Linked DNA regions of Homo sapiens: region 1 is linked to region 2. Evidence: chromatin contacts called from ENCODE POLR2A ChIA-PET data. All regions are on one chromosome and are shown on one strand. The core of a region is the stretch at or near the end of the contact, and the rest is flanking DNA. Distances in the headings are between cores, read along the strand shown. Region 1 overlaps EZR (ezrin). Region 2 overlaps SYTL3 (synaptotagmin like 3).

What was found. ChIA-PET counts read pairs that join two places held with the same protein, here RNA polymerase II (POLR2A).
Region 1: POLR2A ChIA-PET joins it to region 2 with 10 read pairs in T-cell. The contact joins two enhancer-like sites. POLR2A ChIA-PET finds 5 or more read pairs at or near these places in 3 of 52 experiments (T-cell, activated T-cell and naive thymus-derived CD4-positive, alpha-beta T cell).

What each region holds. Positions count from the first base shown.
Region 1 is chr6:158,779,571-158,785,272 of GRCh38, forward strand. EZR (ezrin) reads right to left here. Exons shown (of 14, transcript NM_001111077.2): 6 at 5,074-5,157; 7 at 3,950-4,096. Among named protein-coding and RNA genes, the nearest start is that of MIR3918, 18 kb to the left of the region's middle. RefSeq lists an enhancer at 4,624-5,702. Within about 2 kb of position 1,966, at least 11 of the 41 ENCODE cell types and tissues checked have a DNase peak (open chromatin) inside an H3K27ac peak, as active enhancers do.
Region 2 is chr6:158,682,444-158,688,337 of GRCh38, forward strand. It overlaps SYTL3 (synaptotagmin like 3), which reads left to right. Exons shown (of 18, transcript NM_001242394.2): 6 at 482-546. Among named protein-coding and RNA genes, the nearest start is that of SYTL3, 35 kb to the left of the region's middle. RefSeq lists a silencer at 4,600-4,800. Within about 2 kb of position 2,510, at least 3 of the 41 ENCODE cell types and tissues checked have a DNase peak (open chromatin) inside an H3K27ac peak, as active enhancers do.

The DNA.
Region 1 (5,702 bases), core at 716-3,215, 97 kb after region 2:
TATTTTAAATTGAGATGGGGTCTTACTCTGTCACCCAGGCTAGAGTGCAGTGGCACAATCTTGGCTCACTGCAGCCTCCGCCTCCCGGGCTCAAGTGATCCTCCCACCTCAGCCTCCCAAGTAGCTAGGACCACAGGCATGCACCACCACGCCCAGCTAATTTTTTGTACTTTTGGTGGAGACGGGGTTTTGCCATGTTGGCAAAGACCAGCCCAGGCTGGTCTTGAACTCCTGAGCTCAAGGGATCTACCTGTTTTAGCCTCCCAAAGTGCTGGGATTACAGGTATGAGCCACCATGCCCAGCCTGAAATGACTTTAAAATGCAAGAATGGGCCAGGCATGGTGGCTTACACCTGTATCCCAGCACTTTGGGAAGCCAAGGTGGGCAGATCATTTGAGGTCAGGAGTTTGAGACCAGCCTGGCCAACACAGTGAAACCCCATCTCTACTAAAAATACAAAAATTAGCCAGGAGTGGTGGCATGTGCCTGTAATCCTGGCTACTCGGGAGGCTGAGGCAGGAGAACCGCTTGAACCCAGGAGGCAGAGGTTACAGTGAGCTGAGAATGTGCCATTGCACTCCACCCTGGGTGACACAGTGAGATTCCATATCAAAAAAAAAAAAAAAACCAAGAATGATTAAAAAATGTAAATCCAAAATATGTAGCTGAGTGTGATAATGTTCTACATGTCTTAAGATTTTGCATTTTTCAGGCATATTTGTCAGAACTCAACAAATGAACACTTAAGATTACATTTCATTGTATTTAAATTTTACATCAAAAGAACAAAACATAACCAACCTCTAGTATATCATATGCACTTTCATTTTGAGGAAGGATATGGATGCCTGCAGTTTTCTTGGAAATGTGTTAGAGGGCCAGAGGGTGACAGTGGAGTGCATACGGAAAGAGACGTGAGAAAGCAAGCGAAGCCCTGAGTACCTATCCGCAAGGAATTTAAAGAAGAGACATGTTCTGTGGCTCCTGTTTCAGTCCCCAAGCTCCCCGTGCACCCTTTCCCTTTAAGGTGGAAGCCCTGGACCTAGTGCATTTCCAGAAACTCCTACCTACAGAAGGACTTCTATGATGAAATCTGCCCAAAGAGGGATGAAGCTAAGGGAGAAAAAGTGCTTTTACAGGACTAAAGATCAGGTTCCTCTAGTTTTTGTTAGTTTTTGTTTTTGGTCCGAGTGTCAGGTTTCAAATTGTAACCCAGCTAAACTGAACTTCCTCTGTTCACAAGCTTACAATGCCTGTCAGGAGGGCGCTTACCTGTTTTTGCCCTCTTTATACTCCCACCTATTCCAAGCTAAGGGTTTAAAGAAAGATGACAAATAGTCCTACATGCTCCCACTTAATGCTTATGTGTACAATGAAAAGGGAACCCCAAGAGACAGATTTCCCAGCCAGACCCTATTTAATACTAAAACAGGTGTTTTAATAGAGACTTTACTTGCAGAGTATAAATCTCTTAGAGCTCAATTTCCATATTCAATAGATCAGCTTTCTCACCTGAACAATGTTTCAGGCATATCTAATTCTCCTAGTTCTACCGAGAGAGGTAACAGCGCAACAGCTGGCGAGTTCTCAGCACTCCTCAGACTTCAGGACAGTCTCCTGCTTATGCTGCTACCAAGTTGTCAATATTTGTTCAAAAGGGAAAGAATTTGGGCCTATTAAATGACTGAATATCTACATAAATGCTTTTTTCATGAAGAGAGGGGTGTGCCTTCAGGAATGGGGAGAAGAGAGGCAGAAAGTGAGCCTGCCCAACACCCCAGCATGCTCTGTGGGGAAAGAACCATCTGAGAGAGTTGCCACGTTCATCGCTCAATGGTGGGGGAGGGGGAGCAGAGCGCAAAAACAGCACTAAATAGGGCACACAGCTCACGTTTTTACTTGGAAGAAATGGACACTTACGTGGGCTGGGGCAGTTACAAGCTGACATCAGCAAGTTCCTGCCCATGGCTGTTTTCCTGCAGGTTGAAAAACCTGTTTGGACAGCCCTGGCCTGGCCACGTTACAAAATCTGGTCATTGAAGAGATTTCCAAGGCAGAGGCAGTTTCCCACATACGTTCCCACGAGGACTTTGTGCACTGCTCCTTGGCATGGCTGTCTTAATAGCCACGGCTTCAGCTCTAGGGTCTCCCGGAAAGATGGTGTCCTGGTTCCAAGTACCCACTTTCCCCACTTCTTTAAAATTTTTTTTGAGACACGGTCTCGCTCTGTCACCCAGGCTAGAGTGCAGTGGCGCAATCTTGGCTTACTACAACCTCTGCCTCCCAGGCTCAAGTGATCCTCCCACCTCAGCCACCTGACTGAGACCACAGGCGTGCACCACCATAGCCAGCTAATTTTTTAAATTTTGGTAGAGACGGGGTTTCGCCATGTTCCCCAGGCTGGGCAAGACTCCTGAGCTCAAGGGATTCGCCTGCCTCGGCCTCCCAGAGTGCTGGGATTCCAGGTGTGAGCCGCTGTGCCTGGCTTTTCCGTGCTTCTTTACCAATGCTGCATCCAGCACACTTGGAGTAGGAGCGAACCGAGAGTCCTCAATATCTCATTTCCAGGTTCTCTGAGGAGCTCCTGTGACAGCGCCTGCCTCCCTCCCTGTGCAGTATCACCACGTGGGCCCCGGAGGTGAGAGGAGGTTGGGCACAGCTGGCACAGGTCCCTGACTTGCCCAAGTGAAATAGATCTGTGCCCTGGGGTCTGGCAGGAATCCGCGTGGTTGCAAATGGAGATGGACTCATGCAGGTCATTTGTGGAAAGCAGCACCACTCCCTTTGAGAACTCCAGAGAGGGTTTTGGGGGAACCTGAGATGTGGGGATGCTGAGAACAAAAATATCTGAGAACAGATGAGATGGGTGAGCCTCAAGTGGGAAATGGGGAGAGCTGTCATTTCAAGGAACAGCATGAGGCTGGGAAGGAAACCGGTACATCCAGGAACTCTGGGCCACTCTGCTCTTTACGTGGAAAGCAGGAACCCAGGCCAAAAGGCAGGGCTTGGCAAAAAGACCCCAGGAGCATTCTTGCCCTGGCACCTTCTCTGCCAGGCCCCTGAACCTGGTGGCCATCAGATGATTTGTTTCGGGGAGCCCTGCAGAGCAATCAGGCTGACTGTGGACAATCAGGGCAGAGACGGTAGTCAGGAGGCAGTCAGGAGCCTCTCCCTTCTCTTTCCAGAGGTAGTTTCCTTCTGCCTCTTAAATTCAGGTAGCTTCTGATCAGATCAATCCAGAATCTAGGATTATGCTGATGTCGCAGACTCACCATGGGAAACTTGCCCTCATGAACTAGGATGACTTTCCCTGTTTATCCTCAGCAGAAAGAAGGCAAATGCCCTGTATGTGAAAGCGGAACTGCCTGTCCCTGTGGAGAGGCCTGGCTCTGCTGCTCTACCCAGCTTGCTTACAGGCCCTCACTCAACAAACAACGTAACTAATGCGAGGCAATTAAGATATCTCCTGCAGACTCCCAGCATTTAGCTCAAGTGTCTACACGTACAGGCTATTGTTTACAGCTTTTCAAGTCTCTCATCACACCATCAATATTCTTGGTTGGATTAGCACAAACCTCGAGCCAGGAGTCGAGCACTGGCTGGGCTGCCTGCGAAGTAGCTATGGATGGATGTGCTGGTACCTGCAGGCAGCTGGGGTGGAATCTCAGAGGCAGCGGGGAGGAGAGGCAGCCTCTGCTCTATTCTGCCTTCCTCTACCAGGACTGAGCCCACTATCGGCCCCGCCCACCATGAGAGAGGATAACCCACACCTCTGGACCACCCTTTGAGAGGGCCACAGCAGTCCAAAAGCCCTTTAAAAAGTTTCCTACTTTGGGATAGTAAGTTGCTAAATAAATACTTCAAAAATAACCCACAAATTTGCCATTTTGCCATTGTTTCCAGGCCCACCACCCTACCTACTGAAGATAACTGTGAACTTCAACTCACTTATCATCTTTCTCATAAATATTCAGTCCAAGGGCATCAACTCCAAGCCAAAGGTCTGTTCCTTTCTTGTTTTTTATCTCGAAATAGTTGATTCCATACATTTCCAGGTCCTGAGCAATCTTCAGGTATTCCAACATAGCATTATCTCTAATTGGGGAGAGTGAAACAGGCAGAGTCACTGGTAGCACTCAATATCTAGAACAGTAAAACCTTTCCAGTATTTTTAAATTAAGGCGCCTTGTGTAGGATGGGCTCAATGCTGTGTGCTGCGTGCAGGCAGGCAGGGGCCGGGCAGCCGACCGGTGAGGAGGGGACCCATACAGCCCAGAAGCTATGCCTGGGGTGGGGTCCGTGCTGCCCTGGAGCCTCACCACCAAACCCCACACTTTGAAGAAGAACTGATTCACACTGGTTTCTCTAACAGGTTTTTAAGTTTTATCACTCAGCACAATCCTCCTTTTTCTCTTGCCCACACATGTCTTCCCACAACCCTCCTCATAGGCTTTGAGTTGTTTTCCTTCCATAAAGGATGTTTGGGCCAGACAGGAAACCCTGAAGCACAAAATCTGAGGCTCAAACCTCAAACAAACTTCAGAGGCTGAAATAATGCAGACTCGCAAGACTAGGCCAGAGACAAGGCTCTAGGACGAGAACACCCAGAATCAGGTGGCTCGGCCATGTCTTACATTAACAGCCCCACGTCCAGGTTCTCTGACATCAGCATTTCTCACTTGGGATCCTTTTTCATTTATATACACTTTGTAAGACAAGTACCTTCATATAATGAGCAAACCAGCATCTCTTTGACAGAATAATGCTGATTGCAGGTGAACAATGCCCCTCTGACTAAGATGAAGTTTAGACACAACACTTTCTACAAAGGGAGGGTGTAAGCTTTTAGAACCTGAAGGCTTGAGCTAAACTGCTTCTTTCCCCAGGCAAGACACCTGGCTTTGTTTAAAAAAAACCTCTTCCCTAAGAAAACCCCACTTTTAACTCGGTTCCCTCAAGGTCTTCACAAGGCCTGACACAGAGCCCTTTAAAGCACTAACTAGAGTCACAGGAAAAGACATGCTGGAGCGCACGGAGATGGCAAGATCCCAACAGCAGGGCACAGCACTCACTTGAGCATCCCACGGTGTTCCGCATGCCACACCTGGATCCGGTCCTCCCACTGGTCCCTGGTAAGTTTGTGCTGGTCCATCACTCTGGAATGCAAAAGGAAACAGCACTGTCATCCTTAAGGAATGTGACAGGCAAGGAAGGAGGCCCACTTACCACCCACATTCAAACCCTTACTTTCCATTCAAATCAATCAATCCCAAAGAGCTTTGGTTTCTATTTCCTGATGTGCAGCATTTCTATTTATGACAGTTAATCTGGAAGACTTAGCATTTTGAACAAGAACTCAGTTCTGCTGGAAAAACTAAGAGGTATTTTAAGTGGCCTCTTCTTCCAAATGGGGTAATTTTTGTGACCATTACTAAATAAAAACAGATTTCACAGGGGCAACCTATCATACCCCAGGAGGAGCTGAGCAGTCAGGTCGAGAAGTTTGCTATGCCATGTCCCACAGGACACGGCCACGCTTTAGTTTCCATGAGGAATGGCAGCTCGCCTTCCCTGGCTATGTTTCAGGTCGCTGGTCAGTGACTTAATGACTAGCATGAAGGAGCACTTGACACTGGCGAAGTCCTTGTGTTTTTAAACTGTGCTTCTAAGGCAATCACTTCTCCCTGCCGAGGACGGCATG
Region 2 (5,894 bases), core at 1,260-3,759:
CCACCTCCCGGGTTCACGCCATTCTCCTGCCTCAGCCTCCCGAGTAGCTGGGACTACAGGTGCCCGCCACCATGCCTGGCTAATTTTTTGTATTTTTAGTACAGACGGGGTTTCACCGTGTTAGCCAGGATGGTCTTGATCTCCTGACCTCGTGATCCGCCTGCCTCGGCCTCCCAAAGTGCTGGGATTACAGGCATGAGCCACCACACCTAGCCCATATTCACATATTATACATTGAACGTACACATGACATGCAAGATAAAACACATAGCGGTGGGAGTTGCACAGCTTTGCTGCTGATACTGAAATCACTTCGCCTCTATGGGGAATCTGTAAATTTAAGTGTTTAAGCCAGGAAATTGATTGCTGAGGTCCATTGCAAGACTAATATTTTGTGACCTTACCTAACCCTTAAAAGGGGTAAATATAGCACTATTCATATCTTCTCTCTCTGAAGCTTCCTTTCTGCTCATTTTTTCAGGAATGTCAAAATAAAAACTGGAGAATGGTTCTATGAGGAACGAGCCAAGAAATTTCCAACTGGAGGTAAATGCTCTTTACTTTTTTAGTAAAGTAAAATGATCTATTCCTAGTTTTAAAATATTTGATGTTAAGACTTTGGAATATAAGCAACATGATGGGTGTAGTCTGCGGGCCCCTATGTCTTGCCATTCCATTTGCTGATGCTCTCACTGTAATTCACGCTGCTCATTCCCTCTGCTCGCTACTCTTCCCTCTGCTGCATTTCTACCTCTGAGGTTGGCCCTATTCCTTTTTTTTTTTTTTTTTTTTTTTTGAGGCGAAGTCTTGCTCTGTTGCCAGGCTGGAGTGCAGTGGCACAATCTCGGCTCACTGCAACCTCCATCTCCTAGGTTTAAACGATTCTCCTGCCTCAGCCTCCGGAGTACCTGGGATTACAGGCACGTGCCACCACAGTCGGCTAATTTTTCTATTTTTAGTAGAGACGGGGTTTCACCATGTTGGCCAGGATGGTCTCGATCTCCTGACCTCATGATCCGCCCGCCTCGGCCTCCCAAGGTGCTGGGATTACAGGCGTGAGCCACTGGGCCCGGCCAGGTTGGCCCCATTCTTTAAGGCTCGTGCACTACAAGGTTTCCCTGGCTTCCTGCTTCTAGGGGTGATGTCCCCTCCTCTGAAACACCATCAGTGCTGGGTTTGTAATTCTCTTCTGTAATTGTTGCAAAGTTCCTTATATTGTAGCATTGTTTGTGCACTTCTGTTTCTCTCTACAAGCAGTAACTGTGATTTTAAAATCTTGTTAGCCCATATTGCGCCAAAGCACAATACCTTGTTTATAATACTTGAGCAAGATGATTGAATCAGTGAAGACCACAGTGAGTGAAGAGCGTTTGAACTGAGCAGAGGTTGATGCTTGTGGAGTGAGCGCATGTTGCGGTAATATGGGTGGAAGCATTTTGTCCGTATACTGTGAATGTCTTATAATGAGATGTTGACCTAAAGAAGGAAACTGAGGCAAAACTAATACAGGTGGAGAGTTTATCTGGGCCAAGGCTGAGGTCTGCAGCCCAGGAAACACTTCCAAGGGCTCTGGAGAACAAAGGAGAGAAGGGTGAATCAGGAGAGGGGCGATTACAAAAGCTGGTTTTCAGGAATTCTCGTGGGTTTACGGAAATACCCGTAATTTATTCATGATTCATGATTGGCTATCCATTGCTGAGCTATAGGCTGTGGGTGATGGTGTCCAGTGTGTGGCATTGTTAGGATAATTTATGGCTATTGGTGGTGACACTCAATCTAGAGTCCGTAGAGCAAGTGGCTTTGAAATGATTAGCCCAAGTTGGGGGACGTGATTGCGGGCTCATTTCGGTGTCTCTCTAGGCCTGATACTTTAAAGGAGGCTTGTGTTTCTTAGATTAAAAGTTTATTTTCTTTTTCAAAAGTATTTGCAATGTATGTTGTGCCAGTGTAATTGGTAGCTGGGACCTGGAACTGTGGAGAGAATGATTTGTGCTTTGATCACAGAAGAGCTGTGATGGGGCATCAGGACAAAGGCGCACACAGGCACCGTCACGGTGGAGTGCAGGCAGGTGCTGTGGGAACCACATCTGACTATATCAGGGATGCGGGCAGCACCCCTCCTCTGTGATGTGATGTTGGGGACCTAGACTCACAGCCTGACTCAGAGGGCAGCGGTGGCTCTTTTCTAGAAAAAGTGGCAATTTGCAGGTAGGGAAATAAGCCATAGAACCTCACCCAAAAGTTTGTTGGCAGTAAAGGAAGCCATTCATTTGGGTTGATATTCAGCTTTTATAAAGGGTGGATTTGCCCAGGTGTAGATTTGGTTGGTACTAAATTATCCCATGGTTTATATTCCTGGCTCTTCTTAAAAAAAAAAAAAAAAACGCTGCTTCTGCCAAGTTTATTGGAAACCTGGAGGAAAAAACTAATACTAAGGGTCATGTCAGGCAATGGAATGAAGCAGGGTTGCTGTTTCCTCTAAGCCAGTGTTTCTCAACAGCTTCTTACCGCCACCCTCTCCCCTACCCCACATAGCCTTTTTAGAGACTTTTTCAAAGTTGCTACCATAACCTTTTGATATCACAGATATCATATATCTATGTACTGAGGCCTTTTGGAGAGCCACAGACGGTTGAAATAGGTAAGATTTGCTACCAATCTTTGTCCCCTTAGGGGTGCCGTCATCCCATGTGGAATGTGTGACCTTGGCAAAGCAACTGCAGCACAGGACTTTTCTCTGTTTTTATTGCTTTTATGTCTCTCTCTCTCTCTCTTTTTTTTTTTTTTTTAGATGGAGTCTCGTTCTGTCATCCAGGCTGGAGTGCAGTAGCATGATCTCAGCTCACTGTAAACTCCTCCTCCTGGGTTCAAGGGATTCTCCTGCCTCAGCCTCCTGAATAGCTGGGATTACAGGCACACGCCCCATGTCTGACTAATTTTTGTATTTTTAGTAGAGATGGAGTTTCACCTTGTTGACTGGTCTTGAACTCCTGACCTCAAGTGATCTGCCCACCTTGGCCTCCCAAAGTGCTGGGATTACAGGTATGAGGCACTTCACCCGGCCACTTTTGTGTTTCTTTAAAATACTTTTTTGACCGGGCCCGGTGGCTCACACTTGTAATCCCAGCACTTTGGGAGGCCGAGGTGGGCAGATCATCTGAGATTGGGAGTTCGAGACCAGCCTGACCAACATGGAGAAACCCCGTCTCTACTAAAAATACAAAATTAGCCGGGCATGGTGGCACCTGCCTGTAATCCCAGCTACTCGGGAGGCTGAGGCAGGAGAATTGCTTAAAGCTGGGAGGCGGAGGTTGCTGTGAGCCGAGATCATGCCATGGCACTCCAGCCTGGGCAACAAGAGTGAAACTCCATCTCAAAAACAAACAAACAAACAAAAACAAAACCTTTTTGTTGGTGGGCTGGAGCCTTCTTCAGAAGGTAGACTCTACCCTTTTCCACATCAATTCCTAGCTTATAAACAGTAGTGCTGTAGGAGGTGAAGTTTGTCATTTCTCAATGCCAGCTAAGTGCAGACATCTGCTTCACTCAAAAAGTTTTCTACGTCGTTAGAAGTTCTAGCATCATTATTTCAGGTAAGTAGTTTTCATGTGTGCATGAATGTATGTGTGTGTGTTTGTGCACACACGTTACCATCTTGTCATCTTTTCAGCACTTCATGTCTCCTGAGTGAGTGGGAGAAGTATGTTATCAAGGTGACTTAAGATAAAAAGGGAATTAGGAAAGAGGTGAGACTGATGTCTTAGGGTTTTCTTTCTTGCCTTATAACTTTAAGAATAAAAACTTCAGTAAGGACAAACAAACCAGGGTCAGGAAGATCAACCTCAGCATAAATCATTCTTTTTTGCTGATGTCGTTTCTATCAATGTATAAAATAAACACCAGAAAAGCCCTAACTTTCCCTCCTTCTCTACAATGCTTCCTCAAATGCCAGGGTGCCTCATTTTCCCATTGTCCTGTTTCAGTAGAGTTGGGGTAAGAGGCATGGAACTATGGGGGAAAATGCCAGGTTAGGAGCACACAAGTAGTGCTATGAGCCAGACCAGGTTGGGTGGAGTTTGCAGCGGGTGCGTCAGGAAAGGTAACAAGGATCAGGTGACAGAGGTTTAGGTGGACAGGCAGGAATTCCACCACGCTCCTATTTGTGGCCCTAAAAGAGAACCAGGTGCAGTCATTGAGGAGTTGAATTGAATTTGTGCTGCAGCAGTTAAGATCCACTTAGGGAAATAGAAACTGTCTGGTTATTTGAATAAGAATTTACTTTAGGGATTGGTTAGACAGGAATTGGAGGCAAAAAGGGAATAGTGAGAGAACAGAGCTAGCAGCTGCAGGAGGCAGACACCCTCCGACCCTGTTGAGCTGATGCTGGCCAGACACAGGTCGGAAGGAAGGCATGAGCCCCTTCTCCCTCCTCCTGGCCCTGGTCTCCCTCTGGAAGCCCCCACTGGACCCTAATAGGGAGGCAACTGCAACCTCAATTCTCTGATGTGTTCCGGAAAAAGTGGTTTTGCATGTTCTCTAGTGTTTTTGTTGTCATGGTACCGGCAATACTCTTTCCAGCCCTCTATATCCTGAGCAGAAGTTAGAAAAACTAGATGGTGGTTTAAACCACAAAAGTGTACAGACAGCTCCAGTCTGTGCCTCTTTCCACGCACTGGTTATCTATTGCTGTATAGCAAATTCCCCTCAAACCTAGTGACATAAATCAAGTAACATTCTTTGACAGTTTCTGTCTTCAGTGGAAGGCTCGCCTGGGGCTGGGGGATCTGTGCTCTTGGGGCTTACCCTCATACCTGGCCAGTGACTGCTGGTATTGGGAGGAGGACTTGGTTCCTCACCATGGGGATATCTCCACAGGGCTGCTTGAGTGTCCTCATGACATGGCGGCTGGCTTCTCCCAGGGCAAGTGATCCAAGAGAGAGAAAAGCAGAGCCCACAATATCTTTTATGGTCTAGCTTCAGAAGCCACACCCTGTCATTTCTGCTATGCCCTATGGGTCCCACAGGTCAGCCCTAGTCAGAGAGGACAAAGGGTCTGAATATCAGGAAGCAAGAATCACTGGGACCGTCTGTGTGCTACCAAATCCTGTGTTCCTTGTCTTGGGAGAATGGCGACACCTCTCACTCTGTCTCCAAATCCACAGACCTGAGAATCAAACTTGACTCCTTTGTTCCTCATTCTGCCGCTACATCTGGTCAGTCAGCAAATCCTGACATTTCTGCCTCCTGAGTCTCTGGAATCTTCCTCTGCCCTTCATTCTCACTTCCAACGTAGCAGCTCCTAACTGCTTCCCCCTTGGTCCATCTTCTATTCTGTGAAGAGAGGGAGCTTCCTTTTCTCTTTGAAAGGAAGTTACTTACTTTCTGATTACAGAAGTAATGCAAACCTTGCAAGCATTTGGGAAACACAGAATAGTATTTAGATGTAATGGAAATACTACCACAATCCCAAACTACTGTAAATTACATGCACGTGTACACACCTGCACACTCCCAGCCTTCTTTCTAGGTAAGCCTGTGTATATGTGTGTGCACAGATAGACTTATCCAATTTCAAATGTATTGTGATCAGACTCTATGTGGTTTTATTTTGCTTTTACAATTCAACTTGGCATAAACATTTTCCTATGTTATTAAGACTTCTTCCAAAATGTATTGATGACTCCATAAAATACACCAAATATATGCACTATAGTTTATTTAACCTGTTCCCGAGTGTCTGTGAGTATATCACTGTATTTGATTTTTCATGTTATAGATAACTCTGTGATGAACGTCTTGTACAGGTATTTTGACATGTCTGTTTATTTTTGGGGGGTAAATTCTTAGAAGAATGATTGGTCAAGTGTATGAATACTTGAAAGGCTTTTGATGTT